Regions from separate parts of the Homo sapiens genome. Here regions 1, 2 and 3 are each linked to region 4. The links are chromatin loops, found by intact Hi-C in ENCODE. Cell type or tissue: B cell. All regions are shown on one strand. Links, peaks and the distances in the headings refer to the core of each region. The heading gives the core; the rest is flanking DNA. Region 1 overlaps VPS26C (VPS26 endosomal protein sorting factor C). Region 2 overlaps DYRK1A (dual specificity tyrosine phosphorylation regulated kinase 1A). Region 3 overlaps DSCR9 (Down syndrome critical region 9). Region 4 overlaps KCNJ6-AS1 (KCNJ6 antisense RNA 1).

Region 1 (4,000 bases), core at 1-4,000, 310 kb before region 4:
TAAGGAAACAACCATTTGTAACTTACCAGATGAAAGGTAAAATCTATTTTCTATCACCTTGGAAAGGCACTATTTCTCTGAGCCTGGATTTGTTTTCTGCCAACAAGTGACGGCACAAGCTCTCTATTACAGAGAGTAAAAAGCCCAGGCAGTCTTTTTCATGGCTGCTCACCATGTAAACATGTCCATAAAGTGTTCTGTGTAGCTAAGTTAGAGGACAAGAAGAAGTACTTTACAAAAATTACATCTTTACATATTTGCGTTTGTATGACATACTTTTTTCTTTTATTCCTGATAATAAAGTTTTACCATTTTATAATTTAAAAATGTAAATATGGAGTTGGGCATGGTGGTTGGGAGGCTGAGACCAGAAGATCGCTTGAGCCCAGGGGTTTGAGACCAGCCTGGGCAACATGCAGAAACCCTGTCTCTACAAATAAAAAATTAGCCAAGCGTGGTAGCACGCACCTGTAATCCCAGCTACTCGGGAGGCTGAGGCAGGAGAATCGCTTGAGCCTGGGAGGTGGAGGCTGCAGTGAGCTGAGACTGTACCACTGCACTCCAGCCTGGGTGACAGAGTGAGGCTCTGTCTCAAAAAAACAAAACACAAAAAAACAAACAAAAAAAAGCAAATATATGTAAAAATAGGAAGTGCGGTTTCCCAAAATGAGGTCTGTAAACAACTGATCTAGAAAATGTTCTGGAAAAAGTAAAAAAGGATCAGGATCTGAGGTCAACTGACCTCTCCCTGCGCTCTGGACAGGCAAACAGGCAAGGTTCCCTCTGAGGCCGTAGCGGCTTCTCGTGGGCGAGTCCCTGTTCGCAGGTGACGTGTGGACCACGCTCTTCCGAAGCGTCTGGCCTGTGTGCTCTCGGGGAGGGGACGCAGGTCAGCCCACCTAGCCGATGGCTAACAAGTCAGTTTGTTTTCTGAACGGAAGCTTAAACCTAGAAAAGTAACTGGGTTGGGGTGGGGGTGTAGCCACATGCAGTAAAAGCACTGCCTGTCTGTATAACAACGACCTGATGAAAAAAGGAACGCGTGAAATGGGGAGTGTTAGGGCGTCACAAACTCCAGTGTGGTTGAAATGAAAGCAGAAAGCAAATGGCAAGCTGGCTTCCCCTTCCAGCTTTTCACAACCCTGCCTTGCTCATGGTCAGCCCCAAGCACGGGCGGAAGAAAGGACTGGAGGGGAGGGAAAGGGGTGGGGAGCGAGGGTACCAGAGGCGTGGGAGGACGGGGACAAAGGGGCAGCAAGGGACCGGCGGAAAGGAAAGTCGGCGTTAGCTGGATTGGAAACAGTCCAGACAGAACGATGGGCTCTGCTGCCTCCGGGTGGGGCACCAAGCGGGGAGCGGGGCCACGAGGCAGGGGACAGTGAAGCACCATGCAGCGCCCACCAGCCGGCAGCGCCCACCAGCCTGCGCTGCGCTGCACATGGTACCCGCGGCCCCAGCTGGCCAGTGTGTGGCGGAGATGAGACCCTCGTGAAGAGACTAAGCGGCCACAGCAGGGGGAAGGGTTGCTCACATAACCCCATACTGCTCACACTACGAGGTTAACTGCCGTGAGATCTGCCTGCAGCCAGCAGAAACCCGTTCTAGGAAAACGTTGCCCAGTGACTTCAGTGAGTGCCACTGACCCGGGCGCCTCCGCCCCGGCGTCCGGCAGCAGCACCGATTGCGCAGGAGGCACCTTGCAAACAACCTTTCCTGATCCGCGCTGCAGTTCCCAGGCCGGTTGCAGCCGTTTCACAGAGACTGCGCACACAAAGCGTCTCCGTGCCCTGCCATTCACCTTTCGACACAGCCGCAACCCCTCTTTTCAGTGTTAAAACCTGGCGCCAAAAGGAACATGCGATGTGACGTGTTACCTCTGCGCATGCGCCGGGCATTCCCAGCGCCCCGAACCTGATGAACGCGCGGTGGGGACCCCAGGCTTCCGTGCTTTCGTTTTCCTGGAAGCTACGTGTCCTCAGTCTACATATTGTTACCTGGAAAATAAAGTTTTCTCCTTTTTTCTTCCTTTGTTAACAGGCAGAAGGTGTAGGCTGCAGGTTTCGGGCCTAAGAGAGGGCATGGCTGGCGACACGGAGTAGACTCCTAGATGACATAACGGAGGCGAGTCTGCACCGGGGACTCGGCATTAGGAGGAGGCAGAGGAAAAGCCCACCACCGTGGCCGAGGGAGATCTAGCAAGCAGCTTGCAGGGGGTGAAGTGTGTGCAAAGCAGGCTGAGACCTGTCCAGTATCGAAACACGCCGCGGTGGTCAAGCAGGCTTTACCATGCTCAGGCGCAGGCTGGTACAAGATTTGCAGCAACAAACACCAAGTGGAGAACTACATGAACACTTTTGATCGCATCCCAGTTTTCAGACAATCTCGGATAATTCTGAAAATGCTTCTTATGCATTATATAAGAGTTTAGGTTATGATTTAACAGACAAGCTTTTTCAGGAGTATTAGGTTATTGGCAGAAGAAGAGACCTACTTAAAGTTTGGATGACTGTATTCCTAAAAGGTTCATACCTCTCAAAATTACCTTAAGATCTCTTCTGGCTCAGAGATTTAAATTTTTATACCCTAAGTCCTTACAACAAGCATTCACTGTTACAACTGATCATTCATTTACTAAGAATCCAGCAGGTTAAAGTAGAATATTTAAGCTTAAAAAAAAAAACAAAAAAACTAGCATTTTAGCTTTGCAATTTTTCTTCATAATAATGAACTGTTATGTATAGGGTTTCTCCTTTTTTTTTCATAAGAAATTACGGGCATGCCCAATTAAGGTAGTATTGAGGTTCTTAAGGTAACAGTACTCAGTCCACAGTGTATAAATTTCTTCTCACTGTAACCTGGCTATGCTGGGGAGTAAATCTCTTATTTATGTTTTTCACAACCATAATATTTAACAATGTCATTTTCATGAGTACATGTGCCAGAATTTAAGAATGTAAAACATTCTGGATTTATAAAAACAAATGAATTATATTTACACTACAGAAAGATTTACTGCAGGATTTTTCTAACCAATAAGCTCCCCTACAGCGTTCCAAGACACAAAGTAATTTACAGTGCATTTGAGTCCAACTTTTTGATCAAGAACACATCTGCTGCACTAAGCAAAGGAGTTGCAGCAACACCAAAATCACACTTGGCTCTCACGGCCAAAATCGCCGTCACCTCCGTATGTTCTCCTTGGTCACTGACTCTCCTTCCTCCAAGCAGACATAGACAGTGGGCACATATTTGACAATCTGTGAAGCATCTGACAAGCACTCATTATGCCATTTGGAGGGTGTACTAACGTAACTAGCATTGTGGCATACAAAGGGCAATTCTAAGGGTGAACAGACTTCGGAGCGTGGAAAAGAACATGACAATGCCACCACCTATTACTGCGGCCCCCACGAGGTGTTGGAAGCTAGGATAAGTGTCTTAAAACACTATCTCATTTAATTTTTAAAATACAACCTTTGAGTAGGTATCATCTCCATTCTACAGATGAGAATTAAGACCCAGAGAAGGCACAAAGAATCCTGGATTTAGGAATAAAAAGATGCAACTTCAAATATTTGCTATCATCAGTCCCCCTGGCATGTCCCTGAATTCTCTGGGCCTCAGTCTTCTGAACCACAAAACGGAGAAAACGCTACCTCTTAACAGTATATGGAGGATTAAAGCACTCTGTGAGCTGGAAAAGGCTATCCTAGTCTACCTAGTTATAAAACAGTATTAGTTAGGTGTTTCCATGGGAAATTTAATCTTTCACTGGAAGTAGGGAATTAGGGAATGTTTAACACAATTCCTGATTATCTCATATCACCCATGGGTCTTTGGAAACAGAAGTCAAGTTTTTAGGCCAGGTGTGGTGGCTCATGCCTGTAATCCCAACACTTTTGTCAGGCCAAGGCAGGAGGATTGCTTGAGGCCAGGAGTTTGAGACCGACCTGGGCAACATAGCGTGATTTCATCTCTATCTTAATAAAATACTTAAAAA
Region 2 (4,517 bases), core at 266-4,265, 49 kb before region 4:
CTAATTTTAAAGTAAAAGGCACTGCACATAATTTGCATAAAGGGCCCCATGAGGGTGTTTTTTTTTTTTCTTTTTGTCCCCCCCATCCCCCTTTTTTTTTGTTTTGTTCTGTTTTGTTTTGGGTGGGAGGGTGGGAAATTTGGGTTTTTAAGTCCTCTAAACACACTTGGGCACGGAAATGCAGTACTGTAAGGAAGAGGGACCTCCAGCTTCCACAAACACCATCTTCAGCTGTATGAAAGGGACGGTTGTGGTGAAGTTTGTCAGGCACAGTAAGCATGCTGAGTGGCGGGGATCAGAACTCTCCTATCTGAACCTACTGAGGAGCAAAGCAGCAATTACATGGGATCCTGTGGCTCTCCCGTTGCAGAGGCCACAGGAAGATAGGATGGAACGTGACTGGTCTCCTAACCAAGGTGCACTGAGAAGCAATCAACGGGTCGGTCGTGGCCAGTCCTGGGGAGGTCTGAGTGGTGGTCTTTGGGATAACCTTTGGCCTTATGGATTTGGACTCGAAATTAGAAGAGCCTACCATTTCAGATGCAATCACTTTTGGACATGCTTTTGCAGACAGTCCTTAATGCTGAAAACACAGAGAATGGGTAATTCAAGAGGCCTTTCTTTTAAAATAGACTTTTGTGACCCACTAATTGTAAGGTATTGCAAGGTCACTTTGCGTGTGTCATAAAGTTGACTTCCTTATTGGTTGAAGGTCACAGAAGTAGTGGTTTGCTTTGATGGAAATAGCTACAGCTGTGTCCCTTCCTGCTTTTTACTTTTTCTTTTGCTTTTTCTCGGCACGTGGTATCTCCACCATTTCTTCTGCACAAAGATGTCTTCTGTTCATCCTGAACATTTTTAAAAAATGCAGAATTTTATGTGACTGCTTTTTTGCCTCACAATTATGCTGTGAATTTTACAAAAATTTATTTTCTTTTTTGATAATTTATTGTACCAAAGCTGTTTTTATAGCACATAGATGTCTGTAACCAATAATGTAGCAGTTCTGCACTTTGACACAAGGTGTAACTAGACCATTTTTAAATGTCAGTTGAAAATTATGGCTGTACTATTGCTTAAACAAAACTGGAACTGTTGTTGAATCCATAGCCAATACATTTACAGCAATCTGTGTACTGAACATAGTAGATTGACATCTAATTCAAGATTACAACATCTGTTACATTCTAAGTGTGTTCAGGCTTCTGAAGGTAAAGGGACACTGGATCCAGAAGCTATGGAACCAGCAGTTGATTCTTGTATTCCTGATTAACCTACTTGTAAACTTGAAAGCAAGACCTTGATTGCACCAACAGGTCCAGAGTATGAGTGCAAGCAAAGCAGAACTCTCATGCGTGACCTGAGCAGACAGGCTGGTATTTAACAGGTGCCTCGTGTTGAGATTACGCTGCCTTAATGTAACACAGTCTGGCAGTTGCTAAATTTGTGTTCCCATTTTAAATTGACCAATTTTGGGGTGTGACACTTTTGAGCGGTTGAATTGGGAGAATGAAGATAAGTAATTTACCTGTCCAGGATCAAAAGAAGCCTAGAAAAGAAGCAGTAATCTACCTCTGCCGATAACCTGTTTAAGATGACTCAGCAGAACACCGCGTTTCATTCTATTGGTCAATTCCATGTGGCTGACTAGGTCAATTTTTTTTCTGAACAAAAGCAGGTTTTTATATGTAAACAGTGAGAAAAGAAAGGCTAAACACTATGTAAATGTGAATGGAAACTTGGAAATACTCGTTTTTATAAACTACAAAAACTTTTTGTTGTTTATCAGGAAATCCATATTTATTTTGTAATTAACTGTCAAGCCTGTGGATGATTTTTTTGAACTTGGTAGTTCATAAAGGTTTACAGTGAATAAAAGGATATCATCTTGAGTATAGCAATATCAAAAGGAATTCAGTAGTTACTGCTGTTTAGGAATATAAGGTTAAGATATCATATGGGTCAGGTCATTTTTTTTTTCTGTGCTGGTTGCCACATCTTAGCAAGCACCAAAAAACTAAAGCAGTTTTTAAACCGATATTTACGTAAAGAAAATCATAAAATCCAATGCTTCTGCATACTGTGTTATGTTACAGTCCAGTTTTGTGTGCTTTACTACACAGTTTGGTTACAGGACTTCTGTGCATTGTAAACATAAACAGCATGGAAAAGGTTAAATACCTGTGTTCAGATTGTAAGATCTAGTCCGGACTTGCTGTGTATATTGTAACGTTAAATGAAAAAAGAACCCCCCTTTGTATTATAGTCATGCGGTCTTATGTATGATAAACAGTTGAATAATTTGTCCTCAGACTCTTTACTATGCTTTTTTAAAAATTAATTTAAGAAAAATGTAAACATAGTAAAAATCTTCCTATGCAATTAAACTGGTCCAGGTCTGGTAGGTATAGTATCAAAGTTGAGTTAAATGTGTAAAAAGGAAACTATTTGAGATACATTGACATAGGCATCAGCAATCTCTGAAAGTAAAAATTGGAGGTTTAACAGATCATTTTGATTTTTCACATTGATTTTTTTATTTGAATGTTTACATAATTTTGTGATTCAAAATGCTCATATTTTAGTTGGTAGCATTTCGACTGGATGTGAGGGTCTGATGGTTTTCTCTGATATGCTTTGACGTGCTTGGATGAAGGAAGGAATACGAATACTCATTCTTCCTTCCCTAACTCCTCGTACGGGGCCATATCAGAATTCTAGAATTCTTGCCACTGTGATTCAATTGCTAACCTAAAGTCTTCTCTTTTTACAAATTCACCTGCTTCAGTATATATTAAGGTGGCTTTCGAGAGGCAAGATGCTTATTTAAAAGTTAAGCGTGAATCTGTAAAATTAAGGTTGGTTGCGTAAAGTTGAAGTTAACCACATGTAAGAAAGGAAAACTTCCATTAGTTTTCTTCTTAGGGTGTGAGAATTTTACCTAGGCACATGGATATTGGGCTGAAAAAAAAAAACCGACATTTTTATTTAAAACTACATGTAAAAAATCATGAAAGATTCAGTAATTATGTTAGGCTCACAAGTGACCATTGAGTTTGCCCCTGTACTGCTTCCCAGCTTTTGTGGTGTTGAACTTTTCTGTTCTTCCAATAGGGAGATACATAATCAAAATACACACGAAGACGAGATAGCAGGCACTCAGTTCTAGGCCAGTTTCTCAGTTTCCTTTGGGCCTGCCTTTATTTTGATAGTCGCAGAATGCAGGTTCAGATGCGATCCGGTGCATTCTGGGTGGTATCCCCATAGACAGAATACAAGTTCAAGACTCATTTTTATGTCCATTTTTATAGTGGTAGACTGTATGTAATAGACCAGATGGTTCATTCCAAATACATGACTTGGTCTTACTGCTATATATGAAGGAAGTTTGAAAATGTAATGGGGACAAAAGCCGTGCGTGACTTCGGTATACCCAGACTTCATTCAGATTTCTTAAAAATCTGCTAGGGATGTCTGTTGACCAGACGTTGGAAAACCTTTGGTGTCAGGGAGAGTAGAGGAGAAGTTCTGATTTTCATAACCCTGGTTTCTTATCTAGGCCTGTTTCCTTGCGTGAAAACATACATCACCAAGTAATTTGTAGTACAAAGAACAAGAGAAGAAACCCTAAGAAGATAGCTTATTTGTTATCCTCCCTTTTAATGACTAACCTTAATCCAAATGAATCCACTGAGAACCAGCCTGTGGATGCCTACTGGGCTTTCACCCTGGACCAGGAATTTTTGACGTATGCCTGTGTTGAAGGCACTGGATGCTTGTTTTGTGGAAGACATGTTCATTGAGGTAAGTGGCTCATCGCTTGGTGTGTTTGGCTCTCTTTGGCATTATGCATAGCCAAGGTCCCAGATTTTGGCTGCTCTCAGTGGGTGTTCTTGCATCAGAACTTTAAAAAAAATAACACTACCTTAACACTGAGACTGTCAGGTATTTGTCAGTATTTATTTCTAATTTCCTACTTTAAATCTTAGGAGACAAAGTGTTTCTCCAACTGGACGCTGATTTGAAACACAACTAGAATGCTACAGGTCTCTCTTCCAGTATGCAGCTGCTGTACCTGAAAATTTTTCCCCATAATTTCCCATCTTTAGGGTATGTCCCTGTTATCAGGTGTGGAATTAATGTGGGTAAATTTCCATTTCAGTTGAATTTCCTGTCATCCCCAGCAAAACCTGTGAATCCTTCTTCAAAGCATAGAGGAGGCAGAGACAAGTCTTAAACCGGCTTCCCTTCGCTTTTACCAGGTAGCCTGGTTCAGTCCCAGCTGGGTCCTGAAGGAGCACAGTACTAGAGCCTGAGTCATGTTGACTATTAATAAAGTGCATTAAGTTTGGGTCAGGCAAAGTGGTGGCAAAAGTTCATGATGCAGGACAGAGGAAACAAGTGGACAAGACAAGTGGAGCCCAGCTCTGTTCGCATGGGAGGCCGGGCGATGCTGGCATGGGTGTGGTTGGCCGAGTTCTCATAGCTAGAGAAAGGCCGTGTAGGTATAAGTGCTT
Region 3 (4,517 bases), core at 304-4,303, 340 kb before region 4:
AGAAAAGCACAGTAAAGCACAGGAGATCCTTGCTGAGTTTTAATTCCTCAGTCTGCCTTTCTGCATCTTTTGAGTGATACACTCTAATAATTTGACTGCATTTTGTGTGAGTATAGCTGGATCCGCTTTGATTCTACAAATTAGGTGCCCTTCTGTTTCTTAGTAATGTCATATTCTCTGACCACTGTAGCCACTTAAGATAGTCTCAAATATGAATAATTTTCAGTGGCCATAGTGGAGAAGATGCTGACCCAGGAGGCTTATTCTCACCTCCACCTCTTAGACTCACATGTATGATTTTTTTTTCTCCCTACCAAAGTGGCTAGTTTTGACAGCCTTTAGGTTGCAGAACTGTTTATATTCGAAAGAAGACCTTACCTTCATAGAGCATTTTCCCGGGCAGTTGTTCTGCTTTGTGTTTTTAATATCTACTCTTATTCGGAGTCCCAAAATGAGTTAGCTTGGGTAGCTCTCACAATGAAAACTGATTTCTTCGCATAAAACTTTATTCTACCTTTTTGAAAACCAGCTGGAAATGATGAATGGTGGCTTCAACAGTAATGGTTCACGAAGAACTGATCGTGTCCCCATCAATGAGGTCTTACCCATGGCAGGGCAATGGCGGTCTACTGTAATTCTGTGTTGGTTGTAGTAAGTTGGGGGAATATCAGGCCAAGAATCAACAGAGCTACGTGGCTTAGGCAGGTCAGTTTCTCTGTGCCTCAGCCTGCTCACCTGTGAGATGGGAATAATAAACACCCCTCAGAAGGTATTGTGAGGTCATTCACTAAAGGACATTTCAGTCCTTTGAATGGGTCTGGAACATACCCTAGTATTTTTACTCTACATAGAAGAAATCAGTCCTAGAATATAATTAGATCGGACTTTCTGGTCCTTTAATCACTCGCCTCCTTCCTAAACTGGATCCAGCTGCAAATGATTGCGTTAGTCTCAGGACTTCATTTTCATTTGACTCAGCTGATCAAAACTGAGACCATTCTGAGGCAGGAGAATAGGGTCTGGAGGCAGTAAACCTAAGCCCAATTCACGCTGACTTCCTAGAACTAAATCAAAAGGAAAACCCCAACTTTCCACATCCAAGTAACAAAAGGACCAGAGGCTACTCCCTCTGCAACCCCCCTTTTTCCACGTGGCAGATAAACTCTAAGTACCTTTGATTGGTCCCCTCCCACAGCCAATGAGGCTGTTCACAGGTCAAGACTTCATTTGCATGGGAGTATAACTTTGTAACTTCAGCCTCTGATTGGTTGCTTTCTGCAACTAATCAGATGTTTGCATAGGGTATAGCTTTATAACTTCGCTTCAGCCTCTGGTTGGTCCTCTCCTGCAACCAATCAGACTGATTATGGTCCACTACTTCATTTACACAAGGTGTACACCAAGTAACCAATGGGAAACCTCTACAGGGTATTTAAATCCCAGAAAATTGTGTCACCGGGCCCTTCAGCCTCATGGGCTGCTCCCACCTTGTGGGTGTACTTTCATTTTCAACAAATCTCTGCTTTTGTTGCTTCCTTCTTTCCTTGCTTTGTGTGTTTTGTCCAATTCTTTGTTCAAGAACGCCAGGGTGACGTAACAATTCAAACCATGAAGAGGTAACAGAGCCCTTCGCGCGTCTCAACACGTGGTGACGCAGCTAATAACCTGTGATGCATACATGGGAACAAATGCATAGAAAAACTTGTCAATGACACGGCAAAGTAAAACCCAAATGAAGCGAGGTGAAAGAATGGGCTGCAGCGCAGGCAAAACTGCACCACGTTACAGACTGCTCGCCTGGGATGGAACGGTGGGGAGGTGCGCAGACGGATGGACAAGCGCCTGGCAAAATGGATTTCTTTTCCTAGACTGCTAATGCTACTAACAGTTCCCTCCTCACAGGGTCGCTATAACGAGGTAACATACAGCACTTAGAAGACGGCCTGACCCAGAATAACACTAATGTTCACATGGCTGCGAGTCTCAGACCAAAATCAATAGCCGGTATCTACTGAAACTGCAGCAAGGCGAAACCACGGGAATGGCGCTCCGTTGAGTAGAGCAACGCACAGCACATCACATCGCATCCTCCGTAGCGGGAGGCTCTGGCCTCACCGCAGCGGCACTTCCCGGAAGAGCCCAGGATATTCGGGGACCCGCACCGGACAGGCGGCCCAGGCCCCCTGGCGCCCAGCTGGCCGCCCTGTTGCAGCTCTCATGCCAAGACCTGCGCCTAACGGCAGGGATTCCGGCGGTCATCATTTATTCTTGGCGCTAAGCTGCCGCTTCTCTTTTTTATCACCACAGAGTAACGCAGACCCCACCGTTTCCTTCCATTCTGAGCCAACCACTCCAGCAGCCACCGGGGCGCCAGGTTATGCTGGGGCTGCACCACCCGGCCCGAGGCTTTTGAAGCCACGCCTGAGCGCGGAGGATGGGCAGGATTTGCCCCGTGAACTCCCGCGCACGCAGGCTCCGCGCGAGGCCCGGGCGCCCGAGCGGCGATTCCCTCCCCTATCACCAGCTCCAGGGTGGTGCCCCCCGGCTGTGGAGCCCAGACCCCGGCCGTCCAGCAGCGTATAGACGAGCCCATGTCTGCGATGTAACTGCACCGCGCTGGGGATCCACCTCCCGCCAGGGTGAGGGCGCCGTCCTCCAGCGTATGCTAGGCAGGCGCGCCCCGCCCTCCTGGTCACGTGACCACGCCTACAGCCGAAGAGGATGGGAAAATGCGGCCCTGTTCCTGAACAGGAAGCGGAAGCAGGAAGGAACTGAGAACACCAGCATCTGCTGCCGCCCTGAATCAGCGTTAGCATGTGGAGGCAACCTCAGCCCCCAGTTTTTGAAGAAGGTGATTCAGATTCAGACACAGGAATTATGGTGACGGTAGAAATGGACTGGAAGGTTCGTTCCCCTTGCCCACCAAGACTCCAGAGCAGGTGGGTTCTTGATGTCTACTCTGCATGAAGCCCTGGGCTTTCCGGCCCTCCCTACTTTTCCTCCGAATTCACAGCACAGCGGAGCCAAAATGTATTCCTGCCAAAACGGGCATTTCCCAAAAGAAAATATTGTTTTAGATTCATTGTTCACAGCCTCTTTTTTTTTGTTGTTCATTTGAAGCAATTTTTCTTTTTTATTATTATACTTTAAGTTTTAGGGTACATGTGCACAGTGTGCAGGTTAGTTACATATGTATACATGTGCCATGCTGGTGCGCTGCACCCACTAACTCGTCATCTAGCATTAGGTATATCTCCCAATGCTATCCCTCCCCCTCCCCCCACCCCACAACAGTCCCCAGAGTGTGATGTTCCCCTTCCTGTGTCCATGTGTTCTCATTGTTCAGTTCCCACCTATGAGTGAGAATATGCGGTGTTTGGTTTTTTGTTCTTGCGATAGTTTACTGAGAATGATGATTTCCAATTTCATCCATGTCCCTACAAAGGACATGAACTCATCGTTTTTTATGGCTGCATAGTATTCCATGGTGTATATGTGCCACATTTTCTTAATCCAATCTGTCATTGTTGGACATTTGGGTTGGTTCCAAGTCTTTGCTATTGTGAATAATGCCGCAATAAACATACACGTGCGTGTGTCTTTATAGCAGCATGATTTATAGTCCTTTGGGTATATACCCAGTAATGGGATGGCTGGGTCAAATGGTATTTCTAGTTCTAGATCCCTGAGGAATCGCCACACTGTCTTCCACAATGGTTGAACTAGTGTACAGTCCTACCAACAGTGTAAAAGTGTTCTTATTTCTCCACATCCTCTCCAGCACCTGTTGTTTCCTGACTTTTGAATGATCGCCATTCTAACTGGTGTGAGATGGTATCTCATTGTGGTTTTGATTTGCATTTCTCTGATGGCCAGTGATGATGAGCATTTTTTCATGTGTTTTTTGGCTGCATAAATGTCTTCTTTTGAGAAGTGTCTGTTCATATCCTTCACCCACTTGTTGATGGGGTTGTTTTTTTCTTGTAAATTTGTTTGAGTTCATTGTAGATTCTGGATATTAGCCCTTTGTCAGATGAGTAGGTTGCGAAAATTTTCTCCCATTTTGTAGGTTGCCTGTTCACTCTGATGGTAGTTTCTTTTGCTGTGCAGAAGCTCTTTAGTTTAATTAGATCCCATTTGTCAATTTTGCCTTTGGTTGCCATTGGTTTTGGTGTTTTAGACATGAAGTCCTTGCCCATGCCTATGTCCTGAATGGTAATGCCTAGGTTATGGTTTTAGGTCTAACGTTTAAGTCTTTAATCCATCTTGAACTGATTTTTGTATAAGGTGCAAGGAAGGGATCCAGTTTCAGCTTTCTACATATGGTTGGCCAGTTTTCCCAGCACCATTTATTAAATAGGGAATCCTTTCCCCATTGCTTGTTTTTCTCAGGTTTGTCAAAGATCAGATAGTTGTAGATATGCGGCGTTATTATTTCTGAGGCACAGCCTCTTTCTTTCGTCTCCCTTTCCTTTCCTCATCTCTTGCTCTAATTGGAGAATTTGACAACTCTGAAC
Region 4 (4,517 bases), core at 226-4,225:
CTCCTAAAGATGGAACAGTGGGTAACAGGTGTAGAAGCTGGGGCATGAGGTGGTGGCGTGCTCTCCTTGCATGAAGGCCCTCTCTCCCCTGCTGCTCCCGCTGTTGGTGCTGATGTTCAGACTCATGGACAGTGAGCCCTACAATGTGTCATACCCCTGGGGCTGAGGGCAAGAGGGAAAGGGAACAATGGCCCACACCAAAATGTAAAAGGCCCTCCGGGAGTTCTGGTGTATAGGCCCTCCATGTAGCTGGAAATGATGGCCACAATTCCTCAGACGCCTGCCGGCTCTTTCTTCCACGTCTTTAGTAGGGGATCAACAAGGTCACTTACTGTAGGGAGTGATTTACTCCGCCTTCCCTGGATCACATCAGATTGATTCTAATCAGATATCTATGTACTGTTACTCCCTGAACAAGCATTTGGCAGTACTGGTAGTGGGGAGCCAAGATGGATTTAATTTCCTTTGGCCGATATGCTTCATTTTCATGATAACATTTCTCAAAACTTAACGGAGGGGCTCTTGATTTCTGAATCTGCCCTTTTTTCTAGAAGGGTAAGGCAGGAAGGTAAGATCTCATTCTCAGATGATTAAGACCAGCACCCTCCTGCAGTATCCACGCTCCCACCCTGGGGCTTTCCTTTGAAATCAGCAAGAGTCTGTGTAGATGAAGAGATACGAGTCAGGAGCAGGTCCACATAGAAGCGGCTTTCCCATATTAATAATAATGTTTCACAATAATATCACTTTGGGTGCTTCCTCTACTCCTTGGAGCCATAGATAGTGGATTTATTGACTTGTTTTCCTTTGACTTATGGCTCTTTCTCGTTATTTTCTGAGTGTGGTTTTGCTTTGCTTCCTGGAAAGGGAAACAGAAGTGGTTCTGGTGAATCCTGGGAGAGTAGAGCCTAGTTTTGAACTCTTACTCTCTTGATGACACGGCTGCTCAGAGGGAAGCGTGGCCAGAAGAACATGTTGGAGTTCCTTGCTCATATCCCTGTGAATATGGCCACATGTGGCTCTAGGCATTCAGTGGGTTCATGCAGTCTTTGGAACAGAACCCCACAAGGGGCTGACAAACAACCTTCTAAGGCTTGGGGAGTGCTGAACTGGACAAACCAGGGTTTAGAGCTTCCTCAGTGACATGCACCGAGTGGATCCAGTGGCCCCTCTTAGAGTCTCTCCAAAAGGAGGGGGGCCCTTCTTCCCTTTTTTGCATCTCCACTTCCCTCTCCCTAGGGCCCAGTGCTTTGTCTGACCTCCTCTCCCACTGGAAATTTAGAGGTTATGTGCATTTCATCTATCAATGAATACAAAGAAGATGATTCCGAATCCGAGAACTGCTAAAATGGAATTTCAGGCATTTCCAGGGAGAGTTTAAATGGTAGAAAGGGCTGGATTTACCATTAGTGGCTATTAGTTTGATTCTACTAAGACAGCATTTCTATTTTGCTGTTGGGACTGAAACAAACCTCATTCATTTGACATGAAAAAAGTTGGGACAGTTTTGGTATCTCCTTAGCTGGCTCGGTTAAGTGTATGTGAGGGAGACCATTTTTCACGCCTGGCCGGCTCTGTGCTTAAGTGGCCCCATCGCAGCCAGAGTAGCCTCATTACAGCTGAAGTCCCTGGTAGGTCTCCTCCTTCCTCTGAGCCCAGCGCAGTGCCAAGGCCGGGGACTCTGGCTGGCACTGGTGACACGCTGTCTTGTCCTGAAGACACGAGGTTGGGTTCGGCAGCTGGCTCCTCCGGGACAGGGCCCAGTGCACTGAGCTTAGCTGAGCCCTTCCCCTCACACCTGAAGTGTGGCACGAGGATGGTCACTCAGAAGCAGCGAGTAGGGTGTCCTGGTGGGAAAAGCCTGGCTTTGTGCAGTCTCGGGGAAGGTTTTCAATGCCATCTGAGCCTGTTTCCTCATCTCTAAGGCAGGGACCAGGTAGCCCGCCCCGCAGGGTAGTTGCAGGAAGCAGACATGTATCTGGGAGCAGCTGGCGAGTTCCTGGCATGCACTGCTCCCATCCGATTTCCGCAGATTTCCTGCTGGAACGTTCTCTCGGGCCTCAAGTTTTCCTGAGAGGACGACGTGGAGAGTGGAGACAAAGATGCTCAAAAGCCAGGAAATCGCAGGCTCGGAAGCCCCCACGCATGCCTCTGAACGCAGCGCCATCTCGGGGCTGCGGCGGGACCAAGCGGGACGCTTGCAGGCTGTCGGCGGCGGGGGCCGCGAGCCGCCGGCGTAGGCCGCTCCAGCTGGAAGACCCCACCGCTAGGGTTCCAGGGGGCTGCGGACGCTTCCGAGGGGCCCAAGGCGAAAGAACGCAGCCCGCTTGTCGGCCACGTGACCGTCCCCGTCCGCGTCCGCAGCGACCACGTGACTGTGCGTCCGCGGCGTCGATTGACTGGGAGCTCCCTGGCCACGCCCTAAGCGCCAGCCCCGGGCTTCGGGGGGCGGTGCTGCTGCGGTTGCCATGGCGTCTTCCGAGCGCGCAGGCGTGGGCCCAGAGTAGCTTTTCGGGTATTTGCTACCGGCTCTCGGTAGGGCTGGTCACCTTTGCTTGCTGAGCTTCGCGCCCTGCGTCCTTTGGTCCCCAGCAACTTGCAGGGCAGCCGTCCCTCATGAGGCCCTCCAGCGAATGCCCTAAAGCTCCGAAGTTGCTCCGGAGGAAAACAGGCTTGCTCCGAGGGTGCACGTCCTTACTGCCCGTGACGTCGTGGTGCCTTGAGGGCACCCTTCTGGGAAGATCCTTGCAGAGGCCATGTCCCCTCTCCACGACATCCAAGCCCATTCCCAACTTGCTTTTCACTCCTGTCCCCCCGGGGAACGTCTACTGGACCTTAGGACAGCCCCTCACCCCCGTGCACCCCCCAGGTGGATCTGCAGCGAAACCTCTGTGGTGACTCACAGTTGCTAGCATTGGTTATCTTCTTCCTGGCAGAAGGTGGCAGGCTGATGCTGTCGTCGTTCCTGTGTGTCTGACAAATCACAAATATGAATTCAGATCGTCACAGCTGAGTCATGCCCAGGATTTCCATGAGCCCTGCTGGGGTGGCCAGCTTGAGCTCCCTTCCCCACAGCCTCCTCCAGCTCTGCAGCGCCAGGCACCAGTGTGACTCATGGGGGCCTGTGGAAGCCGGGGCTGCTCAGTGGGGCTGAGTCTAGGAGGGGGAGAGAGAGAAAGGGAGCCCATCAACAATTACAGTGCAAACGCCGCAGCTGCCACCACCGAGTGCCTCCAGTTAGGAACTGGTTTGTGAAATTCATTACCCTATGAGACGAGTTTTATCTCTGTTTCACTCAAGAGGATTCTGAGGCTCAGGAGGTTGTGAATGACTCGGGGAAGCACAGCTGGTAGGTGGCAGGGTTGAAATTTGAATCCAGGTCATTCTGACCCAGGAGTTCAGACTTTTTCCCAGCCCAGCCTTTCCACTCGACCTCAATTAGCACAGTCATGCTGGGTGCCAAAGCTATTTACTTTGCTTGCGGGAGTCCAGGAGCTGGCTCCTAATGGCTCCATTTGAAATGGTTTTTTAGGCAAAGGAGACTAGATGAACGTGGAGGAGAGGGAAAGTATTTAGGCGCGAAGATGCTACAGAACAGGCTTATTCCAGTGCACCTCCAAACCCAGGCGTGGTGTTCTTCCTTCTCGTGCCTTACTTTTACATCCCCAGCCACTGCTTGGTATCACCTGGTTGTCCTCTGGGCACCTGAAGCTCAGCATTTCCCAGGATGAATATTTGCTTTTCCCTGCCATATCTGTCTGCCCTGAGTGAGTCAGTATCAGCGGCCATGTGACCGTCCGTGTCTGCAGCGTCCTCCCCCCATCCCAATATTCTTGCAGGCAGTCAGGCTTTGAAGACCAGGTTGTCTCTTGTTAACTTGAAAATCACACAATCTAGAAATTTGGACCAGGAGACTTTCTTTCTTTCCTTTCTTCCTTCCTTTTTTTTTTCTTTTTTTTTTTTTTTTTGACAAAGTCTTGCTCTGTCGCCCAGGCTGGAGTGCAGTGTGGCTCGATCTCGGCCCACTGCAACCTCTGCCTCCCGGGTTCAAGCGATCCTCGTGCCTCAGCCTCCCGAGTAGCTAGGATTATGGGCGCCCGCCACCATGCCTGGCTAATTTTTGTATTTTAGTAGACACAGAGTTTCACTTTTTTTTTTTCAAATAGAGACAGTGTTACTGGTGGAGGGTGTCCAGGTTCTTGGCGTCTTGTACAAAGAACTGGGCAAAACCCACAAACACAGCAAGGAAAGAACGAAGCAACAAAAGCAGAGATTTATTGAAAACGAAAGTACACTCCACAAGATGGGATCAGACCCGAGCATAGGGACTAAGAGCCTGGTTTCAGAATTTTCTGGGGTTTAAATGCCCTCTAGAGGTTTCCCATTGGCCACTTGCTGTACACCCATGCAAATGAAGTAGTGGCTTGCAATCTACTGTAACTACAAAGTGAAGTTACAAAGGTTACACACTATGCAAACGTCTGATTAGTTGTGGAAAGCAACCAATCAGCGGCTAA

What was found. Peaks named below come from ENCODE experiments on the same cell type or tissue, not always from the same donor. Only the 100,000 strongest peaks of a DNase experiment are listed, where the experiment ranks them.
Region 1: it touches region 4 in a loop (12-fold over the local background); 49 of 110 quality-filtered maps call a loop at or near these places.
Region 2: it touches region 4 in a loop (2.0-fold over the local background); 8 of 110 quality-filtered maps call a loop at or near these places.
Region 3: it touches region 4 in a loop (17-fold over the local background); 20 of 110 quality-filtered maps call a loop at or near these places.

Annotation. Positions count from the first base shown.
Region 1 is chr21:37,256,539-37,260,538 of GRCh38, forward strand. The region is part of intron 1 of VPS26C (VPS26 endosomal protein sorting factor C); the gene reads right to left. Among named protein-coding and RNA genes, the nearest start is that of VPS26C, 8.8 kb to the right of the region's middle. RefSeq lists enhancers at 751-850, 936-1,528, 1,261-1,540, 1,529-2,121. In B cell, for the core only: no CTCF peak of the experiment used is centred there; DNase peaks (open chromatin) are centred at 1,043 and 1,873; H3K4me3 peaks cover 1,848 bases; H3K27ac peaks cover 2,216 bases.
Region 2 is chr21:37,512,868-37,517,384 of GRCh38, forward strand. DYRK1A (dual specificity tyrosine phosphorylation regulated kinase 1A) reads left to right here. Exons shown (of 12, transcript NM_001347721.2): 12 at 1-4,517. Among named protein-coding and RNA genes, the nearest start is that of KCNJ6-AS1, 3.5 kb to the right of the region's middle. In B cell, for the core only: no CTCF peak of the experiment used is centred there; no DNase peak of the experiment used is centred there; H3K27ac peaks cover 487 bases.
Region 3 is chr21:37,218,659-37,223,175 of GRCh38, forward strand. It overlaps DSCR9 (Down syndrome critical region 9), which reads left to right. Exons shown (of 3, transcript NR_026719.2): 3 at 1,580-3,078. Among named protein-coding and RNA genes, the nearest start is that of DSCR9, 12 kb to the left of the region's middle. RefSeq lists an enhancer at 2,232-2,381. In B cell, for the core only: CTCF peaks have their summits at 2,328 and 2,635; DNase peaks (open chromatin) are centred at 1,673 and 2,683; H3K4me3 peaks cover 1,985 bases; H3K27ac peaks cover 1,346 bases.
Region 4 is chr21:37,561,533-37,566,049 of GRCh38, forward strand. All of the region lies in intron 1 of KCNJ6-AS1 (KCNJ6 antisense RNA 1), which reads left to right. LOC105372798 (a long non-coding RNA gene) reads left to right here. Exons shown (of 2, transcript XR_005647073.2): 1 at 1-3,349. Among named protein-coding and RNA genes, the nearest start is that of KCNJ6-AS1, 45 kb to the left of the region's middle. RefSeq lists a silencer at 2,176-2,275 and an enhancer at 2,315-2,609. In B cell, for the core only: a CTCF peak has its summit at 2,133 (motif pointing left); a DNase peak (open chromatin) is centred at 2,429; H3K4me3 peaks cover 1,897 bases; H3K27ac peaks cover 1,475 bases.